Linked DNA regions of Homo sapiens: region 2 is linked to region 1. The links are chromatin loops, found by intact Hi-C in ENCODE. Cell type or tissue: tibial artery. All regions are shown on one strand. Each heading gives the region's core, and the rest is flanking DNA. Links, peaks and the distances in the headings are about the cores only. Region 1 has its middle 58 kb from the start of CHST1. Region 2 has its middle 120 kb from the start of CHST1.

The links. Hi-C counts contacts between places; a loop is a spot of excess contacts. Peaks named below come from ENCODE experiments on the same cell type or tissue, not always from the same donor. Only the 100,000 strongest peaks of a DNase experiment are listed, where the experiment ranks them.
Region 2: a loop joins it to region 1, with 4 times the contacts of the local background. A loop is called at or near these places in 1 of 110 quality-filtered maps.

Annotation. Positions count from the first base shown.
Region 1 is chr11:45,606,598-45,609,509 of GRCh38, forward strand. No RefSeq gene overlaps it. Among named protein-coding and RNA genes, the nearest start is that of CHST1, 58 kb to the right of the region's middle. RefSeq lists an enhancer at 1-429. In tibial artery, for the core only: no CTCF peak of the experiment used is centred there; a DNase peak (open chromatin) is centred at 1,594; H3K27me3 peaks cover 733 bases.
Region 2 is chr11:45,543,853-45,546,764 of GRCh38, forward strand. No RefSeq gene overlaps it. Among named protein-coding and RNA genes, the nearest start is that of CHST1, 120 kb to the right of the region's middle. In tibial artery, for the core only: no CTCF peak of the experiment used is centred there; no DNase peak of the experiment used is centred there; H3K27me3 peaks cover 1,564 bases.

The DNA.
Region 1 (2,912 bases), core at 103-2,602:
CCTAGCAGGATCAGAACTCTGCAGCCAACCTGAGGGCCGTGCTGCCTTGGAAATTCAGGTTCCCATCCCCGAGTCAGGCTCCCCCTGCTTCTCCCGCCGCAGGGTTGCCATGGTAACCATTCGAGGCATGGAGATTCTCGCTGAGGCTGCAGAATGGCCCTAAACCTGCCTGAGCTGGGGAGGGGCAGGGAGGAATGGGGTGTTTCCTGGTATTCCCTATGGATGGCTCCTCTCCCTGGTATTCCCCATTCCCTGGCTCCTCTCACTTCCCAGGATAAAAGGTCAAGGGGCTACAGGGCTTAGGAGAGGGGGTGAGGTTGGGTGGGGAAACAAGCCCTGCTGAGTATACAGCCTTGTCCCTTCCTTGGCCCATGGGCCCAGCCCCTGACCATGGCTATTTGCTAAGAAGGGCAAGATTCATTGCACCCTTTCTCAAATGCCTGAAACGAAAACCTCAACAGCCCTCCTGCTGGGGATAGTCTTAGAGCAATAACAAAAATGCCTACGAAGTGTTGAGCACTGAGTTAGCACAGTGCTTAGAGCAGCACACACACAGTCTCATCAAGCAGTCACCACAGGGCTAGGAAGTGCACAGTACACACTTCTTTTTTCTTTTTTCTTTCTTTCTTTTATTTTATTTTATTCTATCACCCAGGCTGGAGTGCGCAGTGGCACAGTCTCAGCTCTCTGCTGCAGCCTCCACCTCCTGGGCTCAAGTCATCCTCCTACAAGCACTCGCCACCATACTTGCCTTATTTTTTAATGTTTTTTTTGTTTGTTTGTTTGTTTGTTTCACAGAGATGAGATCTTACTATATTTCCCAGACTGGTCTCAAACTCCCAGGCTCAAGAGGTCCTCCCACCTTAGCCTCCCAAAGTCCTGGGATAACAGGCGTGGGCCACCTCACCCAGCCAATACATACTTCTTTATCTCCATTGTAGTGACATGAAAACTGAGGCTTCAAGAAGAAACTCATTGGCCCAGGTCACTCAGTCAGCAAGCATTGTGTCCAGTGAAGGCCCCACTCAGTGCCAGCATCCTCTTTAAAAGTCACTGATGGATGATTGTCCACCAGCTACCAACTAGACACTTCCTCTGATGGGGAGCTGACTGCTTAAAAGAGCAGCCCTTATTATTGTGGGGGAGCAAATAGAAAACCCATCCCGACAGTGAGCAGAAGCCAGCATCCCTGAGCGTGGCTACCCTAGACCCAGGTGAGCCCCAGAGGCAATGCCTTCATCCCCCAGCATCCTGGAATAACATTCAGCCTCTACAGAAGCTCTTCCATACAGAGCTGTCAGATGGTTGATTAATTGATTGATTGGTGTTTGGGGATCATTCTGCAGCCAGACACTGGGCTTAGTCTGTGATCAGGGTTAGGGCTTAGTCAATGGTAGAGGCCAGGGGTCACGTACCCAGCCAAGGTCAGGGTTACCATCTTTGCCTGGGTCAGAGATCTGTGAACAGACTCTCTGCACGTTAAGCTTCCAGGCCCTTCCAGAGGTCATGCTGCAATCTTGGCCTCATTAGCGCATGACTCTCACCAACCAGCTGGGCCCATCTGGTTTCTTATTAATCCAGAAGGGAGCTGGAGGAAGCAGTCTTCTGGGGAGTGAGCAGCCCTGGATTAAAGAGCTTGCCAGTCATGCCATTGCCTCCTCTTCTCTGCGGCCAGGAAAGCATCTTGCCCTCCTCTCTGCTGTGGCCTTTGGCCCCTCCCCACTATGGCCAGACCACAGGGCTTTGGCTGATGACCAAGCCACGCTTCCTGTGGGGCCAGAGGGGAGGCAGGTGGGAGGAAGAGCTGGGAGTAAAGGAAGGGCTCTGTAGGAAGGGACATGGTAGAGACATAGAAAGTGGTTGTCATGAGGTTATCCAAGGTCCAGCTATGCCCAGCCATGGCACCTGCCTCTTCCCTTCAGGTGGATGGGTCTCATTTCCATTCTATATGCTTTAAATGGCTGTTCATACTGCATAAAAGCCACTTTCATTCCAGTTCCACAAAACCAGATTCTATTTCTTATCCCCCTTCCTTCACGGCCCATCTCAGGTATTACCTCCCCCATGAAGCCTTCCCCAATTCCCTCAGCTGAGAGGACCACTCTCTGTTCTGATTTACTTGTTAGAGCTGTTTGTAGGCAGGTCTAACCATCCCTATCAGTCTGTGAGCTCCTTGAGGGCAGGACTCATTTTTAGTTCATGTCTCTGTCCCCTGTAATACCCAACTCTTACACATGCAGCAAGTTTAAGGTAAATGTTTACTTATTGGATGAAAGGACATGTGGATGGAGAAATGCATTTATAGATGAAAGGATGATGTCAGAGACACAGGTTGAATTCCCCAGGAAGCAGATCCTGAGCCATAGTTTAGTGTGCAGGATGTTTAATAAGGAGCATGCTTGGAGTCAACACCTGTACAAAGGAGAGAAAAGGAAGCAGGAGCAGGCAGAGGGAAATTCAAGCTGGAATGCAGGCCCCACACCGTGGGAGCTCTGGAGCAAGAACAGCCCTGCAGAGTTGTCCTGATGCACCAACATGATCAGGCCCTTATACTCTCACAATGATGTCATTGGATGTAGGCTGCCTTGGGAAAGGGCGCAATCTTGGGCAAGACAGTTCTCTTCAGCTGAGATAATCCCTGAAGTAACTGACCACTAAAAGCTCTTTGACACCAGCACTCCTAGCAGTTGGAGCAACAAGTCCTCCATTGTAAGGGGATCTGAACAGCACATCACAGTGTCCACCACAGATAGAGATGATAGATGACAGATGATGTGTAAATGCATGGTTGGCCAGATGGATGGATGGATAGGAAAAGGATGGATTCATAGATGTGAATGGTGATTAGATAAATGGATACTTGGATGATGGATGGATGGATGGATGGGTGGATGGATGGATGGATGGATGGA
Region 2 (2,912 bases), core at 178-2,677, 63 kb before region 1:
GTAAGTGATGAGGTACTCTAGTGCCACAGGGAACTGTTATGTGGCCTTGAACAAGTCACTTGTCCTCTGGGGGCTTTGTCTTCCTCTGCCAAAAGAGGTTCTTAAGGGCCTTTTAGGGCGGGAACCCAAGCCAGACACGAGGCCAAGTCAAGCTAGAGAGTGTGGACCTGGGGTCAGCACCAGGGACAGTTCCCATGAGCCTGGGAGACCAACGTTGATCTGAGTTAGCAGAGACCTGGGTTCAAGTTCTGACCTTGCCTCAAACTTACAGTATTATTTCTAGATGGTGTCTTCTCACTGTTCAGAAGGCCAAGGAAAGGTTGAGTTCTCATTATAAAAGTTCAAAACCCTTCTAGGGAGGCAGTGTGGTGCAGTGGTCAGGAGCACATCCTACTCACAAAGAAGGTGCTGGAGCCCATGCGTACCTGGTGGGTTGCTCCTCCTTCCCCAGTCCTGCCCTAGGAAACAGTGTAGTGGAACTTCCGGGGAGCTGTTTGGGTAGAAAAGCCCAGTGAATTCTCCTTCCTCATGTATAGACCCCTGGATTTCCTATGCCTTCTAGAATTACATCCCTCTATTCATTGAGCCAGACACCTTTCAATAAACCCTCTAATCTAGTTCCCATGATAACCCCTAGCTTAGGCATAATTATTCTTACCTTTCAAATAAGAAGCTGAGCCTGAGAGAGGGGCACCAATGGGCCTATTGTCCTTTCCATTTCACAGTGCTCACTCATGAATGAGACAGCTCCAGCCCTACCCTGCCAGAAGGCACTAAGACCTTGGGCAAGTCACTTCCCCCTCTGGGTTGGACCAGAGCTCCAAGCTCCAAGCATCTTCACTTCCATCCTACAGAGGGGTCTGGGATCTTGACCTAGGAGCACAAGATGTGGAGCCAATAACCTCTCAGAGCTCACGTCTACCACAGGCTCAGATCTCTAAGGTGCCAATAAGCAGATACCCCTGCTCAGAGCTTGCTCTGAGTCAGTTCTCCCTTGGAGAGTCCTGGAAAATATGGCTCTGCTGCTTTGGCAGGAATCTTTCTTTTTTTAATAAAAAAATTATTTTGACAAAGCGTTCTTATAAGAAATGAATGTCAGCCTGACTCTGTAGAGAAGCGTCAGTGTGGAATTGATGTAAGACATGGTGTTTAATTATAGCAACACCCTTTAGCTCTGTCACCAGCCCCGCACCACCCTCCCTCCTCTCATGGTCCGGGGTAGGGAGAGGTCTGTGTGTCCTATAGCTGTTTCTCAGGGATCCAGACCAGCCTTTGACCATCAGGATGAACTGGGTCTTGACTTCCCCATGAATTTCCAAGGCCAAGGTCTCACAGCCCCAGTAGAATATAGCATTCACAAATGTCAGAGACAGAAAGCAGCTCAGATATCACCATATCTAACCCAACCATTTATAGAGAGGAAAACCTAGAAACTCTCTAATTGTAATGTATATGCCAGGCTTCTTCTGCCTTATTACATGACCAATGCTGCAGAGAAGGGGCAAGAGTGACAGTCACCTTGCCCAGGCAAAGTAGAAAGACCCAGAGACACAGATTGGGAGAGGAAGAACAAGGAAGAAGCTGATATGCACTAGGCACCTATTATGTGCCAGGCACTGGGCTCAACACTTCTATAAATTATATCATTTGGGTATCATCCCCATTTTACAGGTGTAAAAACTGAGGCTTACAAGAGATTAAGTAACTTACCCAGGGTCACGCCACCAAGATATGGATTCAGGTGTGCCAGGCCGCAAAGGTTGGGCTTTTCCTGTTGAGGGGAGCTACAGTGAGCTCCCCTCTTAAGCAGCAGAGATCTGGAGTCAAATCCACTGTGTTTCCTACACTTCCTCACTTGTTTCCCAGAATCAAGTGCTTGGTTGCCCTTTATTATCAAATAAAAGGGGCATAACTGCTTTCTGGACATAATTTGCTTTCTATTGGCTTAGGAGTCTCAAGTCTCACCTTTCCCATAGGTGACATGTACACTTTCTGTCATTTTGGTTTCCTTATGATCTACATAAATAAAATGATGCCAGCAATATCCTTACGGCAGATACACCCCAAAATGTTTCAGGACATATTGGCCAGTCATCAGAGGGAGATGAAACTATTAGGAGAGACTCAAAAGGACCAACATCTTCAACTCAGGGATGGAAGTAGCACTGGAGGGCTTGCTCCCACTGCCCCTCTTTCTAAAGCGCCTGCCACTCATCCTGGCTGTTGTGGTGATAAGGAATTAAGAAACACTGCAGTGGGAGAAGGGTTTTTTGACTTACAGAAGCCTCAGCCATAACTTTAGAGATGCTTAGGAAATTCCTCTGCCTTCAATTTGCAACACCTCTGGCCTGATCCCAAGATGCCGGCAGCATCTTTGTGTCAATCAAATTTCTACAGATTTCATGTGCTGAACCTGGCTCTGTCTATACTTCATTGCTCTGGGATCTCAAAGAATTGGCTACAAAAGTGGGGAGCAGCAGGTGGTCATTACACCTTCCATTATGCTTGATGTTGTGTGAGGGCCACCTCACTTCTAGCTAAAGCATCCCCTGCCAGGCATACAGAAATTCCAAAGGGGAAATGGCTCCTTTTACAAACTGAATTCTGTCCCCCAAAATTCGTATGTTGAAATCTCAATGCCCAGTAACTCAGAATGTGACTGTATTTGGAGATAGGGCGTTTAAAGTAGTAATTAAGGCAACATGAGGTCATTCGGGTCAGCCCTAATCCCATATGACTGCTATCCTCATAAGAAGAGGAAATTTAGACACAGACCTATAAAAGGAAGTCCATGTGGGGACACAGGGAGAAGACAGACATCTACAAGCCAAGGAGAGAGACCTCAGAAGAAACTAATCCAGCCAACACCTTGATCTTGGACTGTTGTATAAGCCACCCAGTCTGTGGGATTT